Linked DNA regions of Homo sapiens: regions 1 and 3 are each linked to region 2. The links are chromatin contacts, found by Hi-C or POLR2A ChIA-PET in ENCODE. All regions are on one chromosome and are shown on one strand. The core of a region is the stretch at or near the end of the contact, and the rest is flanking DNA. Distances in the headings are between cores, read along the strand shown. Region 1 overlaps LOC127898557 (a long non-coding RNA gene). Region 2 has its middle 57 kb from the start of LINC03074. Region 3 has its middle 20 kb from the start of LINC02273.

Evidence for each region. Hi-C counts contacts between places; a loop is a spot of excess contacts on that map. ChIA-PET counts read pairs that join two places held with the same protein, here RNA polymerase II (POLR2A). Pooled maps may share reads with other maps.
Region 1: a loop to region 2 is called in a pooled map, with 5 times the contacts of the local background. The contact joins two enhancer-like sites. A Hi-C loop is called at or near these places in 1 of 168 maps with a recorded cell type or tissue (naive thymus-derived CD4-positive, alpha-beta T cell), 4 of 37 single-sample maps with no recorded cell type and 9 of 50 pooled maps. POLR2A ChIA-PET finds 5 or more read pairs at or near these places in 3 of 52 experiments (AG04450, activated T-cell and activated naive CD4-positive, alpha-beta T cell).
Region 3: a map of MCF 10A shows a loop between it and region 2 (2.1-fold over the local background). The contact joins two enhancer-like sites. A Hi-C loop is called at or near these places in 1 of 168 maps with a recorded cell type or tissue (MCF 10A), 1 of 37 single-sample maps with no recorded cell type and 3 of 50 pooled maps. POLR2A ChIA-PET finds 5 or more read pairs at or near these places in 3 of 52 experiments (A673, MCF 10A and OCI-LY7).

The regions. Positions count from the first base shown.
Region 1 is chr4:151,885,596-151,890,298 of GRCh38, reverse strand. All of the region lies in intron 2 of LOC127898557 (a long non-coding RNA gene), which reads right to left. LOC102724700 (a long non-coding RNA gene) reads left to right here. Exons shown (of 5, transcript NR_188364.1): 4 at 1,721-1,808; 5 at 2,536-3,353. Among named protein-coding and RNA genes, the nearest start is that of LINC03074, 68 kb to the left of the region's middle. Within about 2 kb of position 2,603, at least 2 of the 41 ENCODE cell types and tissues checked have a DNase peak (open chromatin) inside an H3K27ac peak, as active enhancers do.
Region 2 is chr4:152,010,886-152,015,757 of GRCh38, reverse strand. No RefSeq gene overlaps it. Among named protein-coding and RNA genes, the nearest start is that of LINC03074, 57 kb to the right of the region's middle. RefSeq lists an enhancer at 1,206-1,365. Within about 2 kb of position 1,342, at least 2 of the 41 ENCODE cell types and tissues checked have a DNase peak (open chromatin) inside an H3K27ac peak, as active enhancers do.
Region 3 is chr4:152,078,261-152,082,979 of GRCh38, reverse strand. No RefSeq gene overlaps it. Among named protein-coding and RNA genes, the nearest start is that of LINC02273, 20 kb to the left of the region's middle. Within about 2 kb of position 2,924, at least 3 of the 41 ENCODE cell types and tissues checked have a DNase peak (open chromatin) inside an H3K27ac peak, as active enhancers do.

The DNA of each region.
Region 1 (4,703 bases), core at 1,354-3,853, 130 kb after region 2:
AGAATCTTAGAAGTAAATCAACAATCACAGTACACAAAGACAAGGGCCAAGATGGAAAGTCCAGGCAGCTGGAGGAGTATGAAGAAGGGTTCCTAACTCAGTTGTGGGGGAGAAGAATGACAGAGTCAGAGAATACTTCCCAGGCCAGACAATATCTACTGAGTACTGAAGGGCAGACGATAACCAGATGGTAGCTAAGCACCAGGTATCAATTAGGTTCACGACCTACTCTGGTGCAAAGAACTAACTGGAAGCAGAAGATGAACACAGGATGTGTGGTTTAGTGCTGTTGGGATTCAGAATTGAGCAAGAGTCAGAATTTCCAGAGGATTTGATGTGGGTCCAAGAAGATTGAAAAGGTTCATCCAGGTAGGCAGAAGAGAAGAAGGCCCTCTATGAAGGAAACAAATTTACAGGAATGAGAAATGGGATGCTTAGAGGTCAATAAATGTTCATTGAAGAGTACATGGTTCTGTAGGAAAAACAAAGTCATCTATGACACGCTTCTACCCCCAAGAGCAAGAGTCAATAAACTTTTCCATAACGTGTCAGATAGTAAACATTTTAGCTTTATGGATCATACAGAATTAGTCCACAGGCTATGGTTTGCCAACCTCTGCTCTACAGGCTCACACTCTTATTGGGAACACAAAATAGAGATACAAAAAATGTCTAAAGCCAAATGATCTTGCCCGGAGTCTTGGAAGATTAGTCTAGTAACAAGGCCTGGGTCAGGTTGTGGAGAGCTTTGTACGTCAAACTCAGTGTTTGGAAGTCAGCTGGTAAGCAGTGAGGCACCATTGATGGCTTTCAGCAAAGGACTGTTTTTTGGAAGATCAATTTTGCAACAAGATGCAGAATGGATGAAAGCATAGAGAGCCTGGAGGCAGGGAAACTTGTAAGAACTCTGAAGTGGTACTCAAAGCATCAAGTGAGAACTCAGATTCTGCAGGTAGTCGGGGAATGGAATGGGAAGTACAGGGTGAGAGATATGTCATAGTTTGATGACCGGATATGAGGTCTGAAGGAAGGAAGGAAACAAAGATTCTTTGGGTGGCTAAATGGTGGTGCTGAATGAACAGATACAAACATTTGGGAAAGGAACATTGTATGAAGGGACAATTCATTTATCTCAATGTATGTTACTTTAGAATTGATAGTGGTACACCCACATGAAACTGTTCATCTAAAATACTAGGAGAGCTCATCAGTGTGGCCAGTACTGCAAACTAGAATTGTGGGCCATGCATGAAAAATCAATAGCAACAAAAGTAAGAAGGTTAGTAACAATGGACACTCATGGACAGCCGTTATCCTGCCAGGTATCGATTTAGACATATTACAATGGATTATCTCCTTTAGTCACCCCTACAGTACTCTGAGGCATATATTATTATCCTTATCTTACAGATATGGAGATTGAGCCTTAGAGAGGTAAAGTGATTTGCCCAAAGTCACACAGTTAATAAGGTGTCACACCACAACTAGAAGTCATGTGTGTCTGCCTTGGAAGGCTGAGCTCACAACATCAAACCTCAGCCTCTTGGTTCAGGGGATTTCCTTCCTGCGTGCAGTTTTCTTTCCTCTCCACTAGCCTGTTGAACTCAGAGCCTGTGTTCACTCTTGGTTTCCCAATGCATATGGAAAAATACCCTCTTTCTTCACTAAATTAACCAAAACCCCCCATGGTGCTACTCACACACCTACTCATCCTTTGCAGGTCTGACTTCTCTCCTGGAGGCTCCCTCACTCTCTTCTGCCAGAAATGAGACCCGGGGAAAAACAGCGGTATCATCTATATCCCTGCTGTACGTGAGGTCACTGAATTCCCCTGATCAGTCCCTCTCTCACAGCTTAGCATCTAGACTTCACGGTCATGGCCTCTTCCCCTCACCTTGTCTGGCAGCAGGGCCGGTTCACACCTTGCATGTGTTCCTTCATGTTTTAGCTCCCAGAGGTAGATGGCAAAATAACCACAACCCTTCTTCTTCCTGCAACCATGCCCTTGAAACATGACCCTGAAGCCCCTTTCATCAAGAGGTAGAGTCTGTTTCCCTTCACTTTGGGTCCAGGCTCGCCTTGTGACCTGCTTTGACCATTAAAATATGATGGAGTCATATTTTGCCCATTCCAAGCCTAGGCTTTAAGATTTCTTACACACATTCACTCTCTTTCGAGACCCCTATGTCTGCCTGGGCTAGCCTGCTGTGGGAAAAGAAGCTATTCGGAGCAGAGAGGCATAGCTCATTGTCCCAGCCAAAGCCTGAGACATGAGAGAGCCCAGCCAAGATGAACACAACCACCCATCCACCCAACACACCAACACCACTGACTGTGGGTGCCTGACAGAGCAAGCTGTGCCCAGACTAAATTGATGACTTACAGAATCTTGAGCTAAACAAATGGTTGTTCATCTTTTTTAAACTACTAAGTTTAGAGATTTCATAGCGGTATCTAATACACTACCCTTTTCTCACTAAGATATCAACAATATCTACATTTGAGTAGCAATCAGCTAACTGCATTTTATTCTAGAACTTCCTGTACTGCACATATTGGAGGACTCAGTCACCGACTTGCCTGTGGTTGCTATGAGTCGCCTACAGAACTGAAAATGGGAAGCAGAACTAGGCTGGTTGTACTCCTAACCACAAGGACACTCTCCTCCTCAAATGAAAAGGCTCTAATTAAAAGGCAGGAAAGATCAGGTATCTCTGGAGTTCACTTTTAAAATTGTCAAAAAAAACCTCAAAGTCGCTTTGCTTCTGACTATCCATACATTGGAAGACTAATTAACTATGACAAGCTGACCAGTGGAGACCATTTTCATAAGGATGACACGATGATGGATGGGTGCATGCTGTTACAATGTCATTGCTAAAAAAGACGTGATGAGTCCAAGTTCCAATTACTAAGATTCATATACAATACAGAGGTCTTTTTCAAGCCACAGAACCCCATTGCAACAGGCTGACGTGTCGTCTTTTCTGTATTTAAGAGACACATTCATGGGCCGGTGACATACTGAGCTATGCATGCTAGGCCTTCTCTGCATCTGGCAGCTGGAACGAGACACAACTAAGTCTTGTTGCTTCAGGGCTTTGGGTACCAAATGAGGCATTAGCACAATAGAAACACCCAACCCAGAGCAATGTTTTCCCATCTTCAGACTTGGAGGCCAAGAGGCAATAGCAAGGACATTATGTAGATATTTATACAACCATTTAAAACATAACCACTCAAAAATGTCAAAACCATTCTTAGCTTACTGGCTGTAAAAAGTAGGCAGCTGGCTGGATTGGGCCCACGGGCTATAGTTTGCCAACCCTTGCCTTAAATAAACAAACTTGTTAGATTTCTCACTAGTGTTATATTTCTGCAGCTAAAGTTCTCTTAGTTACAGAAAATTTCTCTTAGGTACAGAAAATCTGGTCACAAGAAGTTTGAAAAATAAATTAACATAAAATTATATACAGTCACATATTACTAAGATATGTAACGTATTATATTAGTATATGTTATTATAATATACAATTTTATATTATAATAACATATGATATATATTAATATATTACTTGTATTAAATTAATATATGGATATAATAATATATTAATATATAAATATGCTAATATATTTTATATCAATATAAAATATACTATAGTAATCAATTATATACAGTAATATATTAATTATTATTTGTTTCAGCTAAAGTCACAAACTGTTTTCTTTCCTTCACACAAAAGCTAAAGCTCCCTTATATGGTTCCGGATGTTTCCACTAACTCACGGCTTACCTAAATCTCTCAGTTTTGTAAAACAAAAAATACTCCCTTGTTTTACAAAACGGGGAGATTTGTCTAAAAAAAGCAGCAAACAAACACTGATTTCATTATTGGAGGTGGATGGAAGGAAGAATTTTGCAGTCTCCTATTTTTGTCATCTGTTGATCTAAATGTCTTTTCTGTAAGAAAGTTGAATACTCTGTGACACTAACATTTCGAATTTAAAATTTTTACTTGGGAATACATTCACATGATTCAAGAATCAAATCCATATAAAGAAATATCTTCTAAGAAATCCTGCTTTTCCTCCATTGCCATCCACCCTGTAGATAATCCGGTATGTGTTTCCAGGGCAGTTCCTGTTTGCCCCCTTTTATTTTCCAAAGGTAGCCTATTGTGCATGCTGTGTTGTACTTCCCTCTTTTTTCGTTTAACTTAGGATCTGTCCTGGAAATCTTTCCATATCAGTACATAGAGATGTGGGGATGGATCTAAGAGAATTGAAATTAAGCAGATTTATGTTATAAGCAGTTTATTGAGATATTTTAACTCTATAGGGGTACAGAATTGAAATAATGTTGTTTTCTAAACTGTCTCTAATTCTGCTGAATCCAATCCCTTTTTTGCACTGGGTAGTGGCTCCCTCAACATTTCAACCTGACTCCAAAACTTGACAATTACTTCTGTTTATTAAAACAGTCATTTTCAGTTTTTAAGAGTGGTTTAAACACTTATTCCACACACTGTCCCACGGGCCGGATTTAAGTCTCTTGAGGCTTGGCATGGAGCAGTCGTTGGGTGGCAGGGGTGGGGTGTCTGTACTCACACTCTCCCCCTTTCCCTTCAGTGTTGGGGTAAGAACGGGGACAGGGAGGGAGGACTTTCTCCTTCTGTTGTTGCTATGGAGAAGCTGAGGCCCTCC
Region 2 (4,872 bases), core at 93-2,592:
AAACACAAAGGAGCAGCTGGGTGGGGTATGGCCAACAAGGAGGTGTAGGGAGCACAGTGAGTGTGCCCAGAAGGAAAGGACCAAGGGCACAGGGTTGGCTGTGCATGGGCATTTTGCATCTCAGGAACCCGGGGCCACTGAAGAAGGCTGAGGGCGGGAGCACAGGGCGTCAGGATCCCCACTGCTGGGAGTTAAGCTCTCAGAGAAGCACACAGGCACTTTCACACAGAGGAGAGTGCATGTGAAGCCGGTTGCCATGACTGGTGATGAGGAATGCTGGTCTGTGCCCTAACCTACCTGCCGAGGCCAGCAGAGATGTCAAGATGGTGCCTGATGATGTCCTGTCTCTCTAGTTGGTCCTAGAGTGAGGAAAGTGGTAGGTATAAAACTGAACAGCCCCATTTCCTAAAACAAGTGCAGGGCCAGGCCCTCTCCTTGGCAGAGAAGAACTCAGGGCCTCCTTGAATGATGTTGCATGTTCCGCTCTGCCTTGCCTGGCTGCAGGAACACCACCACTTCCCTCCCGGGCCTCATGCCTGAGAGGGCCTTGTTAGCAGAGCACCCGCATAGGGGGCAGCACTTTCAAGGTCCCCCTGTTAGCTACCTGTTGGCCTCTTGGGAGTAAGTTCATTGGCTTTTCCCTAGCAGAGCCCCGTGAATGCTACAGAGGACATCCAAGGCCTCCTGGACTTTGCACTGGACCCCAAGAGTTAGTTACAAGGAAGCCAGAGGGCTTGGGCAAGATCTTGCTATCCAGTTAAACTGGGCTGTGGTGTTTTAGACCTCCCAAGGCTAGACCTTGGTTGTAACAAATAAACACTATTCATGTGACATTCTACAGTGTGCAAAATGCTTTCAGCTTCACTGGTGCTTGTTTTTTAGTAATGGCCCTGTGAAGTTGCTGATGAGCAATCTAGACTAAAGAGGTTGTTAAGAGGAGTTCCTAAGGTCATATAGCTGATAAAGACTTGAGCTCACATCTTTTATTCCTGAATTCTCTTCCAGTGCTGTGTTAGAAACCTAAAGAGGAGCCTGAGGGAGGAGACTGCATTAATGCAATTATTCTAATTTAGAGACATAGGTCTGAATTCTTGCATCTAAGGTAGCAACCAAGAGCGTTTTAGGCCCTGGTCTTCAGGTGGCACCCACCCTGCACTATCTTGGGCAACAGCCATGAAATCCTCCAAATCATGCATTTGCATTTCTCAGTTATCACCCCTCCCACCTGGACTATTTTGAGAAGGAAAGCAGCAAGCACTTCCCAGTCTGCTTCTCTCTGTTTCTCTTTCTCTTTCTTTCTCTCTCCAACCCCCAGCCCCGCCCCTGCCACCACAAATGCCACTTACAGAGGCTCCGTTTAATAGTATCCATCAGCCTCCCAGCTGGGGGCAGAGATAAGGGTGCAGTAGTTACTCCCCTATGCTCTTCTTCAGGGTTTGAGGGTGTCACTATCACTTCAATTTGGGAGCCCTTCACACAAAGACATGTGTGCTCAATTACCAGTTCCTAGTGTGGAGAGAGGAGGGGAAATCAACTCTGGCACCCAGCCCAACCATGCGTCTCTTTTACCTGTAAGGATCTCTTCTCCCTCCACCTGGATGCCTCCTCTCTGTCCTTTCCAGGCACTCCAGCCTGCCTTCTTCCCCGCTTTGCCTGATGAGCTGAAGGTGAGGAAACTGGCCAGTGGGCAACTCTTCCTGGGACACAGGAAAACTCTGTTTGAGGATCTGGGTCATTTCTAGACTTATGGCTGTGGCAGGACCCTGGAGCAGTGAACTGGGTCTGCAGCTGCTTCCCCATAGATCCTTTAGACCAACCGGAGGTGTTGCCACCTTCCTAAAAACACTTGTTTTGTCCTTTCTTGCTCCTTCTTAATTCAGTAGCCATTCCTGGATTTTCTATCTCCATCTCTCAGATTTTACTTGCCTTGAGGGAGACGATATAATTGCTGATGGGTTCTTCTTTCCCTCTGCACAGAAAAAAGCAGGTGACTGAGACCGTGGTATCACAGTACAGAAAGAGTTTTATTGACAGGAGGCCAGCCACACAGGAGATGGGGTTTTTGCTCAAATCAGTTTCCCCAGAGGCTTGGAGATTAGGGTTTTTCAAAGACAGTGTGGTGTGCAGGGGACTAGGGAGTGGGTGCTGTGGATTGGTTGGGGATGCAATCATAGGAATATGGAACGTGGTCCCCATGAGCTGAATCCACCCTTGGGTTGGGAGCAACAGGATGGGTTGAATCATGATAAGTCATGAGTCCGGGTGGGTCAGCCAGGAAAACATCTCAAAAGACCAATCTTAGGTTCTACAATAGTGATGTCATCTGTAGGAGCAATTGGAGAAGTCACAAATCTTGTGTCCCCTAGCTGCGTGACTCCTGAGCAGTAAGAGGTTATAGAAATATACCTACCTTTTAGCAGAATTTGAGCTCCTCCCATAATCCTAATCTTGTGGCCTTTCATTAGTCTTACAAAGGTGTTTCCAGCCTCTGAACAGGAAGAAGTCAGTTTTACGTGGGACTATTATCATCCTTGCTTCAAAGTTAAACAGCAAACTAAATTCCCCCTATGGTTAGCTTGGTCTATGCCTAGGAATGAGCAAAGACAGCCAGCCTGTGAGGCTAGAAGCAAGATGGAGTCAGTCATGCTAGACTTCTCTCTCTGTCATAATCTTTGCAAAGGCAATTTCAAAGACATTGGATTATTCATAATTTTATGGCCCAAAGTTTTTAATGGGCTAAGTGGTCCCAAGATGTCATATAAGAAGGTGATAGGAAAAACTGTATTGAAATACTAATTTTTGCACTTTGCTGGTGTGTGTCCTTGGGCCCATTACTTAACCCAGAAGTCCCCAACCTTTTTGCCACCAGGGACCAGTTTCATGGAAGACAATTTTTCCATAGATAGTAGGCAGGAATTGGGAGATAGTTTGGGGATGAAACTGTTCCACTTCAGATTATCAGGCATTAGATTCTCATAAGGAATGTGCAACCTAGATCCCCGCCATGCACAGTTCACAATAGGGCTTGTGCTCTTATGAGAATCTAATGCCAGCCCTGATCTGACAGAAGGTGGGGCTCAGGTGGTAATGCTGGCTTGCCACTGCTCACCTGCTTCTGTGTGGCGTGGTTCCTAACAGGGCACAGACTGCTACCAGTCTCTGGCCCTGGGGTTGGGGACCCCTGACTTAACCCCATTTCTGCCTCAGTTTCTCCACCTATAAAATCTGAACAATCCCTGTGGAAGGGTCATTGCAAGGACTCAATGAGATAATGCATATGAAAGCCAGCCACTGGCCCAATGGAGGACTCAATAAAGATTTGGCCCTTCCCTGACAGGGTCTTCCTGACTAGATACTCGGTGCCTCAATATTGAATTGAAAACTAAAGAAAAACATCACCCGTCACTTCAGAAATCACATTGTCTCTGTGGTTCTTTGCTTCTCCTCATACAAGTCTGCTTTCAGACACGCTGAAGCCCTCACACTTCTTCTTTTCACTGTTACCCCATTTCACTTAAATGTCAAGTAAAAGCTTCACCCCCATTTCTACCCCAAGTCACCAAGGCAGTTCTGTTTTCCCCATCTTCCATTACCTCCCCACCCCTAGACACACCTGTACCTACAACTAGGGGAGAAAGGCCAGGGAATTATCAGTTCATTTATTCATGTTTTGTGTCCACTTTGCCCCAGATAGGATCCCAGGCAACTCCAAATGTGTCATGACAGTAAAATTTCAATTTAGATTAAATTCAAGTTCGGTAGGTGAGGACATGGTGACATCGGGAACGTGAGCTACTGGAAGGATAAGAGGGAGCCAGGTGGGAAGTTAGCTCACAAAATGCATGTCAGTTATGTGAACAGATCCAAGAAGAGTTGGACATTGATAAAGAACCACGTACTTACTCCCTGCCCCAACTGGCATTTTTGGGGAAGGGTTAGAAGAGAAAACCACTAAAAATAACAACCATGGCCACACCCTCTGTCTCTTCCATGGGCAGAAAAGCACTGGGGCTTCTGCATTCTCAGTGTGAGAGTCAGGAGGGGCCAGGCCACGGCTGCTTTCTTCATAGTCTCCGGAAGAAGGTGGCCACGTGTTCATCATCCAGGAAGCCAGGAGTAGATACTCCTAAAACTGGTCATTTAAATTCCTAGTTTAAATGACTAAATTGAGATAACTCAGGGCTTTGCTTGGAAAATACAAGTCCACAATGAATTCCAGCAAGCTTTGACTTTATGACACGGAAACGCTGCAGGCATCGTAGTGACTCAACAAATTAAACAATTATCAAGTGACATTAAGAGTTTAAAAACTAAGATGACTAAAGATGTGTACCCCTACACACACGCACAACCACTAGGTAGGTTTACTCGGAGTTCATGGAATCACTAGAACTGGAGGGAAACTGAGAGGGCCTGCATTCGCTAGTGGATGAGGATGTGCAGGTTACTGACCAGACCCATCCTAAAGTGACTGAACGGCAGCATGACCATTGCCAGAGCTTCTGATGCTCATTCCAATGGGTGTGTCTCTTCTACTTTTTGTACCTTATTTCTCGACTCACCTACTTTTTCTTTGCCTTTGATTCTGACCATCCCACCTGCAAAGTCCCATCCTTGTCTTGCTGTCTTCCCTATTCTTCTCTCCCTGGACCTGACTCTGTGGCAAAGCTGCTACTGGTATTTTGACTGCTCACTTGCGGGGCCCATCAGAAGCCTCAGCACCAGGAGTTTTATTCTCCTGTTTCTAAGGTGATATTTGGGTTATTTGCAGTAGAGGTGTTTACACCACACACCCTGCATTCACGTTGCTTCCTTTCTGTTACACTATTGATTCTTTCTCTTGGCAGCTGAGGGGAGGCTTTGATGTGGGGA
Region 3 (4,719 bases), core at 1,675-4,174, 66 kb before region 2:
CACTTCAGACTCTACTACTGTTTGAAGGCTGAGATGAGCCAAGCGCAGAGATAAGAGGGCGTTCTGCCTTAAATTAGGGTACATTCTCTTGTTCACCGTCATCATAAACAGAAGTTACACATTCAGGTTTATTCTCCTGTTACCCACTGGAAAGCCCCCTGGACTTTTCATAGCAAGTGCTGGTTCCATGTGCCCCCAACACCAGCCTTACACATAATTTTGTTAATGCAATTGGTCTTGAACAACACAGGTTTGAATTCCGCAAACCCACTGAAATGCTAATTGTTTTCAATAAAAGTTACACCCAATGTACCTGTCTCTCTTTTGTCCTCTTCCACAGGATCCCACTCCCTCCCGGGACCCCACTCTGTTTACGCAAATGATTTTTTAACCCATTGTTTAGAATTTGCCTACAAAACCAACTTAAGGTGCACCTATGGATAAAGGCCTGAGAGGTTCCTCAGCTCTGATGTGTTCCTAAGCTGGTTACCCTTGAACTTGGTCTGCCTCCCTAAGCCCCCATTCCTCCTGCAGTACAAAAATGTCAGTGCAGCACCTCATGAAAACCAATATTGTATGGTATCACCCTCCTGTGGAAATAAATGACCCTAGCAGAATGGGAGAATAAACTCACCAAGAACATAAATAACCATTATGGGCATCTATGCATGACTGCAAGGTATTGGATCCAGAATCTGACAAAACATTAGAAAGATTTGTAAGTGGTTGTGGCTGTAAAGGTGGGAATCAGCAAACCACATATCCCCAGCATTTTCAAATTTATTTTATTTTTGTCAAAATAGTACACTTAAACTTGATCTTTGCTTTCTTGAATGAAAAAGAAACAAGATTCCAGTGGGTAGCTATACTATCCAGGTGCAGATAGGATGCTAGAGGGGCTGTGGTGGATCAAGGTCCTGTAGGATCATTGCCTTCAAAGTTATTCCCTTCAGATGGAGATATGGGAGAAAAGGGGAAGGAAGGGCAAATACTTTAGCAGGCCAGGCTCTCAGTGACTATGCAGAACTTCAGGGAACAGGAAAAGCAAATTGGAAAACCAGCAGCCTTAGAGGTGGGAGTCGGGGGAGGGCAAAGGCCAGCTGTATTAGTCTGTTTTCATGCTGTTAATAAAGGCATATCTGAGACTGGGTAATTTATAAAGGAAAGAGGCACAGTTCCATGTGGCTGGGGAGGCCTCATAATCATGGTGGAAGGTGAAGGCACGTCTCACATGGTGGCAAACAAGAGAAGATAATAAGAGTCAAGTGAAAGGAGTTTCCCCTTATAAAACCATCAAATCTCATGAGACTTATTCCCTACCACAATAACAGTATGGGGGAAATGACCCCCATGATTCAATTATCTCCCACTCTGTCCTTCCCACAACACTTGGGAATTAGGTGAACTACAATCCAAGATGAGATTTGGATTGGGACACAGCCAAACCATATCACCAGCTTTCTCTTAGTCAAAGGCCGAGTATTTCTTACATAGGTTACTCACATTATTTCCTCTTATTTTGTTCCATTCCTGTGTTCCTTTTTTTCCCTGACCATAAACATCACCAAGGTTGGCCAATCTCCTATGCACCTGCCTCATTTCTTCTTCCTACAGCTATGGCAGAGCCTCCTAGTTGACCATGGCTTTCTTTCCCCCTGAGCCCACACACGGTCTCAGCACATTTTTTTCACATGCACTCCAGTGACCTTGACCCTCAGCAGAAACTAGATTTCAGGACGGAACTCATCATCCACTCTGAGTAGGCCCTAGAGAGACAGTGTCTCATAGCCACAGTTTCTCTCTAGCTCACCACGCATAGTAGATGCTCAAAAACTATTTGGTGAGTGAATGAAGAGACATGACTAGTAATAGAACCGTAGTAAATTCATCTGGAAACTTACAAATAATCTTGGAAGAGGGAAGACAAGATTCTAAGATAGTTTGAATTATTTACGTGCCCTATCTGTTCCATTCTTTGTTGTGCTCAATAACAAAAACAATAGATAGCTAGCTATAGTTGGAAAACCCATGTATAGGTTAATATTGTAAGAAACAACAATATAAGGTTTTTAGAAATGGTATGCAAGATTAATGTCAGCTAAAATAATACTTCTAATAATGTTTTACTGTTCATTATAGAAAATCTGGAAAATAGACAAAAGTAAGTAAAAGAAATCAGAAATCACAAATAATCCCACCCAAATAAATACCATAACAACTGTTAATATTTAACCTTTATGGTCTTTTTTGGATATACAGAATTATAACTTTAAAATGATTTTTCTTCCTTCCTCTTTCCTTCTTTCATTTCCTTTCTCTCTTTCTTTATTTAGACAAAATTAAGATCGTGCTATGCATAGTCCTGCAACCCACCTTTTTTCACTTAAAAATTCATGTTGAACATCTTTCCAGATAAATGTCTACAATTTAGTGCTCAGAAATGAATTCCTAGTTTTCCATCAGAATGCAATTTTCTCTTTGGGGTCAAATGCTGGATAGTAACAAACCAACATCTTCCAGAAAATGCCTTCGTATAAGGCATGTTAAAAAGAACTATCAAATTTTCTGCTTCCCCACCTTTTCCCAGCCCCCAAATCACTAACAAGTGAAAAATTTCTGCTACCATTGAGATGACATTTAAGTATCAATAATTCTATTGGAAGGAAGTTCGTGGTTGTGTGAAAAAGAGAGCCTCTCAGCTGTTCTGTGAAGGAAATGAACATTTGATTTTCTGTGGGCCTTTTCTAAACTGGAACAATCCTGCAAGCAGGAAAGCAGAGAACAGTGCTCTCTCCTCATGGGGAGCAGCAGTAACTTGGGACCCACCACCTGCTGTGGATGGCAGTTGGCTCTGGGTTTTTTTAAGCACCCCAGGAGGGCTGAAATGGTGCTACCCAGAAACCACATCAAAACGGACCCAGGGCCTGCAGCAGCACAGTCAGCATGGCCTTACCCAGCATCAACCTCCACCGCAGGTGGCAAGAGCAGTCAGATCTAAAAATCATATCCGCTGCTTCAGTAAGTCAGGAAAGAAGAAATCTGCAACCGGAGGATTGCTATGAAGAAGATGCTTCAAAGAAACCAGTAATGAATAGGATGATTCCATTCTACACCATTAAGTACAGCCCTGAAGCCTGTGGACAGAGAATACCTGTAGAAGGGACCATGCCTGTGCTCCCTTTAGCTTGGCAATTTCTTCTTTGAAGCCTCACCGGAGTACAGACAGAGGGCCAGGAGTGCCTCTAGCTCTTTGCTTGAGCTGCGTGTTTGACCATACAAAGAAACTGCATCTCCACATCTAAGATTACCTCTCTGATGTGCTTGTCTACAGGGAGGGCCATACCTAACTAACCCAGCCCCCAAAAACAGCTGCCCACCCTACTCAGATGATTTCCAAGGAAGGAGGTTGTTCAAAGACCCCTGGAAATCTTTCCAATGGCTCATAACCTGAGTAGGTCATAGCCCTAACCTCTTTGGCTGCTGAGAAATAGTCTCTGGCCTTGTCTTCAGTAAAAGAGAGCATCACCCTTGCAAAACTCTCCCTTTGTACCCTCAACTCAAGCTTCCTTGTCTTGGTGAGGGATTGCTTAATTAGTGGTAACAGAAACCTACTCAAGCTAGGTGAAGAAAATAATAAAAAGTATTAAGATACCGAGTTATCTCACAGAATCCAAGGGCTGAAATGCAGCTGAGTCTTGAATTGCAAATTCCAATGGGGCCTGGAATTTACAATATGTAAATTGGAAATGTGCTTGATGCGAGCAACCAAAACAAATAAATAAACAATAAAAAAGAAACAAAACAACGACTAAACCCCAACAACTAGTTATATTGGCTTAAACAATCAGAAGTCTTATTTTTCTCATGAAATAATTTCAAAAGTTGCACTTATCCATGTCATTAGGAATTCAGGGGTGGAGCTTTTGTCCACCCTTGAATGGTTGCAAGGTGGCTGCTGATCATCAAAGGAGGAGGTCTGCATCCTAATCTGGAAAAAGACACAGGGACATAAAATGAAAAGGAATGTTAGACACATCTAACCTTTTGGAAAGCTCTCTGAGAGTTTCCACCCAGTGATATCTCATTGGCTAGAATTTAGCCACTTGGTGATCCATGACTGAAAGAAAGATGAGAAAGCTTTTTTTTTCTTTTATTATACTTAAGTTCTGTGATACATGTGCAGAACGTGCAGGTTTGTTACATCGGTATACACATGCCATGGTGATTTGCTGCACCAATCAGCCTGTCATCTACATTAGGTATTTCTCCTAATGCTATCCCTCCCCTAGCCCCCCAACCCCCCAACAGGCCCCAGTGTATGATGTTCCCCTCCCTGTGTCCATGTGTTCTCATTGTTCAACTCTCACTTATGAGTGAGAACATGCAGTGTTTGGTTTTCTGTTCTTGTGTTAGTTTGCTGAGAATGATGATTTCCAGCTTCATCCACGTCCCTGCAAAGGATATGAACTCATCCTTTTATGGCTGCATAGTATTCCATGGTGTATATGTGCCACATTTTCTTTATCCAGTCTATCATTGATGGGCATTTGGGTTGGTTTCCAGTCTTTGCTATTGTTAATAGTGCTGTAGTATATATACGTATGCATGTGTCTTTATAGTAGAATGATTTATAATCCTTTGGGTATATACCCAGTAATGGAATTGCTGGATTAAATGGTATTTCTGGTTCTAGATCCTTGAGGAATTGCCACACTGTCT